Regions from separate parts of the Homo sapiens genome. Here region 1 is linked to region 2. A link is a loop called in an ENCODE intact Hi-C map of the cell type or tissue named here. Cell type or tissue: CD14-positive monocyte. All regions are shown on one strand. Each heading gives the region's core, and the rest is flanking DNA. Links, peaks and the distances in the headings are about the cores only.

Region 1 (5,375 bases), core at 211-5,210, 240 kb before region 2:
AGGAAGTTGAATGAACTTTTTCTGGTGCCTGAAATTGGTACCTGGGGCTCCAAGTTGGAGACGAAGAGGCATTAAATAATCCATATTCTAAAGAGAACGAACATTCATCCACAGAAGGCCAGACTATTACTGGAGCCTATTAAGAGGCTGCCAAATCTCTGAACATTGCTGAATATTTGTTACTTTTGCAGAAAAAATAAGCAAATAAATGTTATTGTGGTCTTCAACCCAGCCAATACTGTGAAAATAAGCATTATGACGTTATAAGAACAAGCGCAGTCTTCAGAATCAAACTTCCCGAGCGCAAATCTTGCCACTCCTGCTTACCAGCTGTCCACTCTAGGTAAGTTATTCAGCCCCTGTGAGCCTCAGTTTCCTCATCTGTAAACGGAGATCATAATAGTACTTCCCTCATAAGGTTGAGAGGATTCATGAATAAATACATGTCACTTAGAATGACAGGCACATGGTAGGAAGTCAATAACTGTGTGCTTTTGTTATGAAGAGCAATTCCTTCTATGACTGATTTATATAATAAAGAAGTACAAACACTCAACTCTGATGCAAGAGGACCTGTACAGTATTTGGCTTGTTCTCTTGGGGAAGAGTGGAGGAGAGAAACCAATAGAAGAAATTTCATTCTTGCAAGTTGTTAAAGAGCTAAAGGTTCTTGGGGAAGAAGTGAGATCATCTCCTTACCGTGCTCATCATGAACTCTGAGAGGAGGGTGGCTACATCCTCCTGCATCTTCACTCAGATTTGAACCAGGACCAGGGACAGACTGAAACCCTCCAGAAGGGCCAGCTTTTAGAAGACAATGGGGAAGACTGCCTCCTGAGAGAGACGGGCTTCTCCACACAAACTCTAAGAAAAATGCAAAAATGGCTAGGTAGGGAGCTCATTGGCCTTGGAAATTCTCCCCTAAAAAAAAGAGTGCAAGGCAGAACTAGGGCAAGATTCTATGGTAGGTTAGGAAAAGAAATGCAAGTTAGCATGGCAGGATCTTCCTGGTTTAAAAAGCCCCAGCTGTTGTTTTGTTGAAGGTCATATGATCCATTTCACAAACCACAGGTGCAGCAGAGGGGTCACCTAGCTCATGGTGGAATTGCCAACTATAAAATAGCATTTCCACAGCCCAAGCTGGTGGCAAGAGGTAGCATGCTGCTGAGCTCTGCCATCTGCTCTTTCAGGTCCACCTCCACTTTTCTTTCCCCCTACAAGCATAAGAATAGACAGATTTCCCGAGAAACAGAGAAAGGGGAAAGAAAACAAAAGCCAGCAGGTTGGCTGATGTGGGCTGAGGAACAAATGGTGGAAGTCAGATTTCTGCTCAGGGTATTGCCAAGGAGAGATCTGTAAGAAATGGACATGTCTTGTTTTTCTGAGCCTAGATATTTCTTAAAAGTAGAAGGCCGAGTGCAGTGGCTCACGCCTGTAATCCCAGCACTTTGGGAGGCCAAGGCGGGTGGGTCACCTGAGGTCAGGAGATCAAGACCATCCTGGCCAACATCATGAAACCCCGTCTCTACTAAAAATACAAAAAATTAGCTGGATGTGGTGGTGCGTGCCTGTAATCCCAGCTACTCAGGAGGCTGAGTGCGACAGTCTATTTGCTGGGACTTCGACTTTTTTTTTAGACGGAGCCTCACTCTGTCGCCAGGCTGAAGTGCAGTGGTGCAATCTCTGCTCACTGCAACCTCTGCTACCTAGGTTCAAGCGATTCTCATGCCTCAGCCTCCCGAGTAGCTGGGATTACAGGCACGCACCACCACATCCAGCTAATTTTTTGTATTTTTAGTAGAGATGGGGTTTCACCATGTTGGCCAGGATGGTCTTGATCTCCTGACCTCAGGTGATCTGCTCGCCTCGGCCTCTCAAAGTGCTGGGATTACAGGCGTGAGCCACTGCGCTCGGCCTTCTACTTTTAAGAAATATCTAGGCTCAGAAAAACAAGACATATCCATTTCTTACTGAACGCCAGATATCAGTCTCATTACAAAATGGCAGCATAAGTTGTGCATGGTAGCACATACCTGTAGGCCCAGCTACTCAGGAGGCTAAGGCAGGAAGATCACTTGAGCCCAAGAGTTCAAGGCCAGCTTGGGCAACATAGCAAGACCCCAACTCAAAAAAAGAAAAAAGAAAAGAAATGGTGACATAGCTATTGATGCTAATTAATGGTGGGCTTCACTCTGTGCCAGGCATTGTGTCAGAGGCTCCCCGCATTAACTCTTTGTAACAGTCCTGTGGGGATAGGTACTGTTATTATCCCCATTACCCCCTAGCCTGCGTTTGGAGAGATTAAGTAGCTTCCTCAAGGTCACAGGACCTTTCAGAGCCCTGCTCACACCAACATGGCCTGGAAGTTCTGCTTCGGAGGGCTGGTTCCCTGTACTAATGACTGTGTAGAGTTAGGGAGCTCCCAGCTAGTGATGCCAATACCCATTCAGCAGCGTTCTCCTTAGATCTCACATGCCCCACCTTTCCATTATTGTTCCATTGACATAGCATGACTATAAGCCCAGGTTGACCCCATAACTGGAAATCCTGACCCTGTTAGGAGTCAAACTTCTACTCTCTGGAAGCCTCCTGGATATTGGCAACACTGAACAAAGATACCAGAAAGGCCCAGTACTCTGCAGAGGCACAGAGGAGGGGTGTGTGGGGAGGGGGGCTGCCACTCCATCCAGGCTCTGTTGGGCTGCAGTGCAGTATTCCTTTCCTCCATCCTCTCCACCTTGTTCCTGCAGGCCCTTCCCCACATGCTGTCTGCTCAGATCCCACCATCACTTCCGTATCGACTCACACATCAGCCACCTACTTCACTTGCCCTTTTACTCTTGGCTTCTGTATTTTGGCCTTTGTATTACTCAGCTATTGCAAAAATAATGTTGTGTAACAAACTACCTCAAACTCAGTGTCCTACAACAACGAACACCTATTTTGCTCACTCACGAGTCTGGAGGTCAGCTAGCATCAATCTGCTTCAGGCTAGACCTGGTCAGCTAAGCCTGGCTTCAGACTGCAGCTCAGATCCAGGTTCGCTCCCTGGGATTTATCTCATTCCCTAGGGATCAGCAGCAGCTCCCTAAGGCCTGTTCTTCTCATGTCAAATGGCATAGCACACGATGGGTGGGTGAAAACACATCATGTCTCTTGAGGCCTGTGTCTGAATTGCTGCACTGCCACTTTTGCTCATATTCTGTTGGCCAAAGCAGGTCACATGGGAAAACTCAAAATCAGTGAGGTGAACACATAGACTCCATCTGCACACGTGGGAGATAATGCAAAGTCACGTGGCGCAGAGAGTGGCTGTATTGTTCTAACACAGGGAGGCTGTGATGAGTGGAGGACGATTATTGAGTCCTGTGAATTTCATCCATCCTCAACGTTCCTCCAAGACACCCATGAGGTCAGGAAGCCCTTGGTTCTTGTTACTTTGCAAATGGAGGGAAAACGCCTTCCTCTTCAGTCTTCTGCAGCTCCAGAGAGGAACTTGTGGTCCACATTTATGACGACTGGACTGCTCGCTGGTTCGTTGTGGGCTTTGGAGGGAGACAGGCCCAGCTGCAGGACTGGCCATTTCCTCCAAACCAAATGTCATCGTGATTTCCAGGCTCTGGAGTGAGAAGTGGACATGTTCTCCCAGCACACTTCAATCTTGTCAAATTTCCATTCTGCTCTTTCATTTTCCAGAAATACTCTAAAACAGATGTGCCTTTCTCTCACATGAAAAAGGCCTTTAAAAGCCCCAGATGTTCCTTATTCAGCTAAACAGGATTCAGGAGATTATTCAGCTAAAACAGATTTAGGAGAAGGGGTAATGGCAGGAAAGAAGCAGAACTGCGTAATTAACACTTTTTCTTTTTCCAAACAGAGGCTGTTTTGAATACAAAACCTACCTATTTAGGAAGAAATCTTTCAGAGGAGATGAAGAGGAAAAATTCAGAAATCATCACTAGTAGAAGCAGCATCCTTCAAACATAGCTTCCATTTGTTCTGAGAGATGGTGTTCACAGCACCACTGGGCTCTTAACCGAATCCACTTAAGTGGAAGGAATCCACTTATTACTGTGACGGGCAAGAGGAGTTAACTGTGAAGCTGGCAGCTCCTCCTGCTCACACTGGAGACTGCGGTCCGACATGGAAACATTAGCTGCATCACAGTTTCTCACAGTAATGACAGGAAATGAGAGAAAAATCCCTGTGCACAGTCTTCAAGGCAGCGTAGCTGGCTGGGGACCGTCATCACATGGCTTAACACTAATACACTTAGGCCAAATAAAGAGAAACAGGAGGCACATGATGTCAGGTGCTCAGGGTCACAGCTAGTGACTCATGACCACATATAACGTATCTGGAATAGTCAGATTGATGGAGGCAGAAAGTAGAATGGTGGGTGCCAGGGGCCGTGGGGAGGGGAATGGGGACTTCATGTTTAATGAGTACAGAGCTTCAGTCGAGGTGATGAAAAAGTTCTGGAGATGGATAGCAGTGATGACTACACAACAGTGTGAGTGTACTCAATGCCACTGAATTGTACACTTAAAATTGTTAAAATGGGGCCAGGAGTGGTGGCTCATGCCTGTAATCCCAGCTACTCAGGAGGCTTCGGCAGGGAGAAATGCTTGAACCCAGGAGGCGGAGGTTGCAGTGAGCCGAGATCGCGCCACTGCACTCCAGCCTGGGCGACAGAGCAAGACTGTCTCAAAGACAAAAACAACAACAACAAAAAATCGTTAAAATGGCAAATACTGTGTTATGTATATTTTACAACTACATAAATAACATTTTTGAAAGTCCATGACCCCCAGAAAATGCATCCAGCAATTCACCTGTGCATTTTTCTGCACATATGTTATACTTCAATGACAAGTTTTAATATGGTAGAGAAATAAATATAAAAATGAGAGCTAGAAATAAGTGCTATGAGGCCGGGCACAGTGGCTCATGCCTGTAATCCCAACACTTTGCGAGGCCGAGGCAGGCGGATCACTTGAGTCCTGGAGTTCAAGACCAGGCTGGCCAACATGGCAAAATCCCATCTCTACTAAAAATACAAAAATTAGCCAGGCGTGGTGGCAGGCGCCTGTAATCCCAGCTGCTCGGGAGGCTGAGGTACAAGAATCACTTGAACCCAGGAGGCGGAGGCTACAGTGAGCCAAGATCACGCCACTGCACTCCAGCCTGGGTGACAGAGTGAGAATCTGTCTCAAAAAAAAAAAAAAGAAAGAAAAGAAAGAAGTGCTATGAAGAAAATGAAATAGTGTAAGGGCATGGAGAATAAAGGAAGGGGAAGCAGGACGCAGGGCACAGTGCTCAGAAGGTTGTGTTATGAATTTAATTCTCTCTTCTAAGAACACCAGGAAGCAATT
Region 2 (5,375 bases), core at 197-5,196:
TGAAACCTCCAGTGGTTCCCAAGTTGAGAACCCCTGTGAGAGGTGTTTGCTAACAATGTGACAGATGAGAAGAGATGACTGTCCATGCCCTGCACAGAGCACATACCACAGTGCCCAGAGAGGTCTGTACATACTCGTTTCAGCCTGTTTTTAATAGAATTGGAAACAATCTGAATAGCCATCAGTAGGGGCCTGGGTAAATAAGCAAAGTCCATGTGTGCCATGGAGTAGCACACAACTGTTCCAAGAAAGGATGGTGTAGGTATAGATAGATGTAGCTCTCCAAGACATATTGTTGAATGGAAAAAAGCCTGTTGAAGAGTGATATACCTCACACATTATTGTGGGTTTTTTGTTTTTTTTTTTTTTTAAGACAGGGTCTCACTCTGTCACCCAGGCTGGAGTGCAGTGGTGCAATCTCAGCTCACTTCTGCCTCCATACGCCGGGTTCAAGGTGTCTCAACCTCCTGCATAGCTGGGATCACAGGCCACCATGCCCAGATAATTTTTGTGTTTTTAGTAGAGACGCGTTTTCGCCATGTTGACCAGGCCGGTCCCGAACTCCTGGTCTCAAGTGATTCACCCGCCTCGTTCTCCCAAAGTGCCGGGATTACAAGCATGAACCACTGTGCCCGGCCCCACACACATTATTTATGTAAAATCACTTAACAACGTTATTTCCTACAAATACAGAAAAATTTATGGGACTGGGTGCAGTGGCTCACACCTATAATCCCAGCACTTTGGGAGGCTGAGGTGGGTGGTCACTCGAGACCAGGAGTTCGAGACCAGCCTGGCCAACATGGTGAAACCCCGTCTCTACTAAAAATACAAAAATTAGCTGGGCCTGGTGGTGTGCACCTGTAATCCCAGCCACTTGGGAGGCTGAGCATGAAGATCACCTGAACCTGGGAGGCAGAGGTTGTGGTGAGCTGTGATATCACACCACTACATTCCCTGCACTCCAGCCTGGGCACCAGAGCAAGATACCCTGTCTCAAAAAAAAAAAAAAAAAAAGGCAAAAAAGCACAAGAATGATACCCAAGACAGTGCTAATAGTGGGAGTTCCTTTGGGGAGGAGGGAGGTAGAAGGTTCCTGGTCAAAGGTGACACAGCTCTGTAGTGCTTTAATTTTTTAATAAAGAGACTATATCCCTCTATTATTTGTGTACTTAAAATCACAAATAATTTTAAAATGCAATGCACATACCATGTGTATGGGGGAATGAGGGCAAGAGGAAGGGATTCTGAAGGAGGTGGTGTGGGGTAGAGCTTTTATATCAGACAAGCCTGTATTCCAGTCCTGACCTTGACAATTACCTGCCAGTGACTTCAGGCAAGTCACCTTACTCTCTGAGTCTCAGCCTCCTCATTTGAGAAGTCAGGATGACAATGTCTGCCTTCCAGGGCTCTTGTGTGGATATGGAGTAGGCCGTAGAATTCTTGGCACATAGTAGGTGCTCAGCGTATCAATCATAGCCATTATTGTTATTTCAAATTTCAGCCAAAAATAATCACTTGAGCTCTTAGTAGGTGACAGTTGGATTAAGGACATTGGGACTGTATCTGGTTCAATCAGGGATGACTTCCTGGGGGAGGAGGGGCTTGAGCTACTTAAATATATGTGGGAAGTGGGGCAGCATTGAGTTAGAGAGAGGGCTGTGTGCAGAGGCCAGGGAGGGATTATGCCTGTGTGCCTATTATTAGTAATGATATTACTTATTTCCATATTATAGACAAAGAGGGAGAGTCCAAGTAACTTGTCCACAGACACATAGCTAGTAAGTGTAGGGTGTTCACATGGAAGGGATGGGCAGAGGAAGAGAAATGGGAAAATGCAGGAAACTGGGATAGTTCTGTGGGAGGAGAAGGGAGAAAAAGAATGGGCTTTGTAATCAGAAAGGCTCCTGAAGAGAGGGATGTGGGGGATTTAACAGGCCAGCCATTGCCCTTTACTTAAAAAAAAAAATGCCCAGGGGAGATGTAGGACCTTAAGGTCTTACCTTTGCAAGACGCTCTTGACAGAGGCCACTGGCTCTCCATCTCCCTTGGGCCCAAGCAGAAAGGATTGGGGCCCCTCCCCACAGGAAGGGGTGCTAGGCTGACTAGTCCTAGGAGGCTGGGCGTCTTTTCCCCAGGAACCCTCCAAGAACTGGGTGGGTTGAGAGCTGGCTGGCAGTACTGTGCCAAATGAAGTCGCTGCATGCCCTGTAACCTGGCAATTCCGCTTCTTAGGTTTTCAGGCCGAGCCGTAACGGTTCCTGTCAAGGACGGTCATGGCAGGGTTGCTGGGGTGTTGGAGGGAACTTGGGTGCCTGTCGCCCTCAGAGTGGGTAAATAAATGTGGAAGGTGCCCACCAGAAACTAAATGTGCTCACAGCAACATGAATGAGGTTTAAAAATACAGTGCTGAGCGAAAACAATTAAGAAATATATCTATAATGTGTGTGTGTGTTTTTTATATATATATATATATATATATATATATATATTACTAATTGTGAAACTAAAAAATACATGCACTTGTTTTGCAAGGACACATACAAATGGTTGGCTATGGGTTAGGATGAGGAATGAGAATAAAAATGAGATAAATGCAGAGTGTGGTGAAATCCAGTTCCTCTGCAGGTGGAAAGGGTGGCCAAGCGGTCAACCCACATTTCTGTGCACATTGTGCCATCTAGTGGGCAAAGGGGCGTTCAGCTGCCCTGGTCCTGGAGCTGGTGCAACTATGGCACCATGACATCCTGGGCAGGTGCTGCCTCAGCTGGGCCCCCAGAGCAGAGGTGAGAGGTGAGTGCTGCCTGTCAAGTGGGGGCCAGGCACAGCCTGCTGTAGGCCTGGCCAGTGGGGCTGGTAGCCATTTCTGTTGCAGCAGGGAGGAGGGTTCAGACAGGCCTGCCTGCCTCCAGGAGCTGTCTGATGTCAGGGCTGGCTCTTCACCGCCTGCTATGGCAGGCAGGCAGGTGGTTCCTGAGAAGGGAGTGGCTGAGACTCTGATGCCAGATTTTCACATGTAGCCCTCCCTTCTGGCAGGAAAGAGAGCATCTGGCAGGATCATTGTGAAAGCAAAGAGGAGAGAGGAGAGCAGGTAGAGACACTCAGAGTCTAGAGAGAGCAATGACTACCTTGAGGTGGAGTACGGAGGACAGACCCTGGCACCAGACTGCCAGGGTTCACATCCCTTGGGCAAGTCCCCTGTGCATCAGTTTCCCCTCCTTGGAATGTAATAGTACGTACCTTGTAGGGTTGAAGTGAGTCAAAATAAGGCACTTAAAACAGGTCCCCTTTCCGGGTCAGGGCTGTGTAAGTGTTGTCCACTCTCAGTATCTGAGGTTCACCCAACTCCTGTAAAGCCAGCACCCTGCTCTCATCCTTCATGAGAGTCATGGGGCATGAACAGAATGCCCTGGGCTGATGGGGGTCACTGCAGCAGGGCCTGGGGCTATAGGCTAGGAAGGGACTCCAGCCATGGACCCAGGCCAAACTGTGGAGGGAGGTGGGGTGAAGCAGGGCGGGGCCTGGGGCTGGGGACACTGCATTCTTTTTTTGTTTTTTGAGACGGAGTTTCGCTCTCGTCACCCAGATTGGAGTGCAATGGCGCCATCTCGGGTTCAAGCGATTCTCCTGCCTCAGCCTCCCAAGTAGCTGGGATTACGGGCTCCTCCCACCACGCCCAGCTAATTTTTTGTATTTTTAGTAGAGACAGGGTTTCACCATGCTGGCCAGGCTGGTCTCGAACTCCTGACCTCAGGTGATCCGCCAACCTTGGCCTCCCAAAGTACTGGGATTTTACAGGCATGAGCCACCACGCCCAGCTGGACACCCCATTCTTGGGGTCTGTAAAAATACTTTCTTGGCCGGGTGTGGTAGCTCATTCCTGTAATCCTAGCACTTTGGGAGGCTAAGGAGGGTGGGTCACCTGAGATCAGGAGTTCGAGACCAGCTGGCCAACATGGTGAAAACCTGTCTCTACTAAAAATACAAAAATTAGCTGGGTGTGGTGGCACACGCCTGTAGTTTCAGCTACTCAGGAGGCTGAGGCAGGAAAATCGCTTGAACTCGGGAGGCAGAGGTTGCAGTGAGCCAAGATCGCACCATTGCACTCCAGCCTGGGCAACAAGAGTGAAACTCCTTCTCAGTCTTGGTTACCTCTGGGGCTTGACGGGCCCTGTCCTGCCCCACCTCTCTCTACAGCCTCTGGCCATTTATTTTAGCTGCCCCTCCCCACACACCAGCCTCTCCAGGCCCCTGCATCACAGTCATCTTTCTAAAGCACAGTACAGCTCAGCCTGTTGAAGAACCTGCCTTGGCTCCTCGTTGCCCAGAAATTCAATGTAGACATCCTTGGTAGGCATTCAGGGTCCCTTCTGGTCTGGCCCACCCTGCCTTCCACGCCCATCTCCCGCCAGTTCTACTCTCAGCAACTCCATTGCCTCTCAGCTCCCACCAGGCCTCATGTTCCACATCCCTGGCCTTGCTCAAGTTATTCTCCTTGTTTTGAGCGCTCGTCCTCCCCACTTTTCCACCTGGCAAAATCCTCCTCATTCTTAGGGACCCAGTTAGTTCCTCCATGAAGACTTCCCCGGCAAACTGTGTCCCCCCACCCCAGGCTTCTGTCATAAACCACTTGTCATTAATCACTTAACAGTTATCACATTTTGTCACAGCCAGCCAGTTCCTGTTCAGTGAGTAGAGGAAAGAAAACATGGACTTTGTTACCAGACTATATGATGGAATCTCAGCTTGGCTACTCACCAGCTATGCGACCCTGGGCAAGTTACTTAACCTCTGAGCTTTGGTTTTCTCATCTACTAAATGGGGATAATGCTCATATTTAACCCGGATTCCTCACCAGGCCTGCAAAGCCTTGCCTGCCTCCTGTCTCCTGTTGCTCTCCACATCTCACCCACATCAACGTCCCTGCCCCTCCTTGAACATTCTCAGTCCTTTCTTGCGTCCCTGCCTTTGCACCTGCCCTTCTCTACCTGGAATGTTTCCTTCTCATTCCATTCTCCACCTCATTTCCAATGTCACCTCCTCAGAGAGGCCCTCTGCAACCACCTTCTCTAAATCCCCCGCCTGGTTTTGCTTCATCTTACTTTCTGTTTATTTTCTTCTAGGGCTTATCCCAACCTGAAATTTCCCTACTTTCTGGCTTGCTTGTCAGCTCCGTGAGTGTGGGGCTCTTTTCTCTGGGAACTCAGAAGATGAACAGACTTGATACGTGTTAGTCCTGGCCTCTCCTCTTCCTCCAAGCCACACCTGCTCATCTGTGAGCCCCTTCAGGGCAGGGCATCATGTCCTCCTCATTTTTGCTTTCTTGACCCTGAGCAGTATGCCTGGTCCATAGTGAACCCTTAGCCTGTATTTGC

Evidence for each region. A loop is a pair of places that touch in the nucleus more often than their neighbours do. Peaks named below come from ENCODE experiments on the same cell type or tissue, not always from the same donor. Only the 100,000 strongest peaks of a DNase experiment are listed, where the experiment ranks them.
Region 1: a loop joins it to region 2, with 5 times the contacts of the local background. A loop is called at or near these places in 70 of 110 quality-filtered maps.

What each region holds. Positions count from the first base shown.
Region 1 is chr6:44,331,613-44,336,987 of GRCh38, reverse strand. No RefSeq gene overlaps it. Among named protein-coding and RNA genes, the nearest start is that of SPATS1, 8.4 kb to the left of the region's middle. In CD14-positive monocyte, for the core only: no CTCF peak of the experiment used is centred there; a DNase peak (open chromatin) is centred at 2,827; H3K27ac peaks cover 1,690 bases.
Region 2 is chr6:44,094,202-44,099,576 of GRCh38, reverse strand. No RefSeq gene overlaps it. Among named protein-coding and RNA genes, the nearest start is that of SCIRT, 22 kb to the right of the region's middle. RefSeq lists an enhancer at 371-540 and silencers at 2,584-2,753, 2,531-2,825. In CD14-positive monocyte, for the core only: a CTCF peak has its summit at 2,681 (motif pointing left); a DNase peak (open chromatin) is centred at 2,666.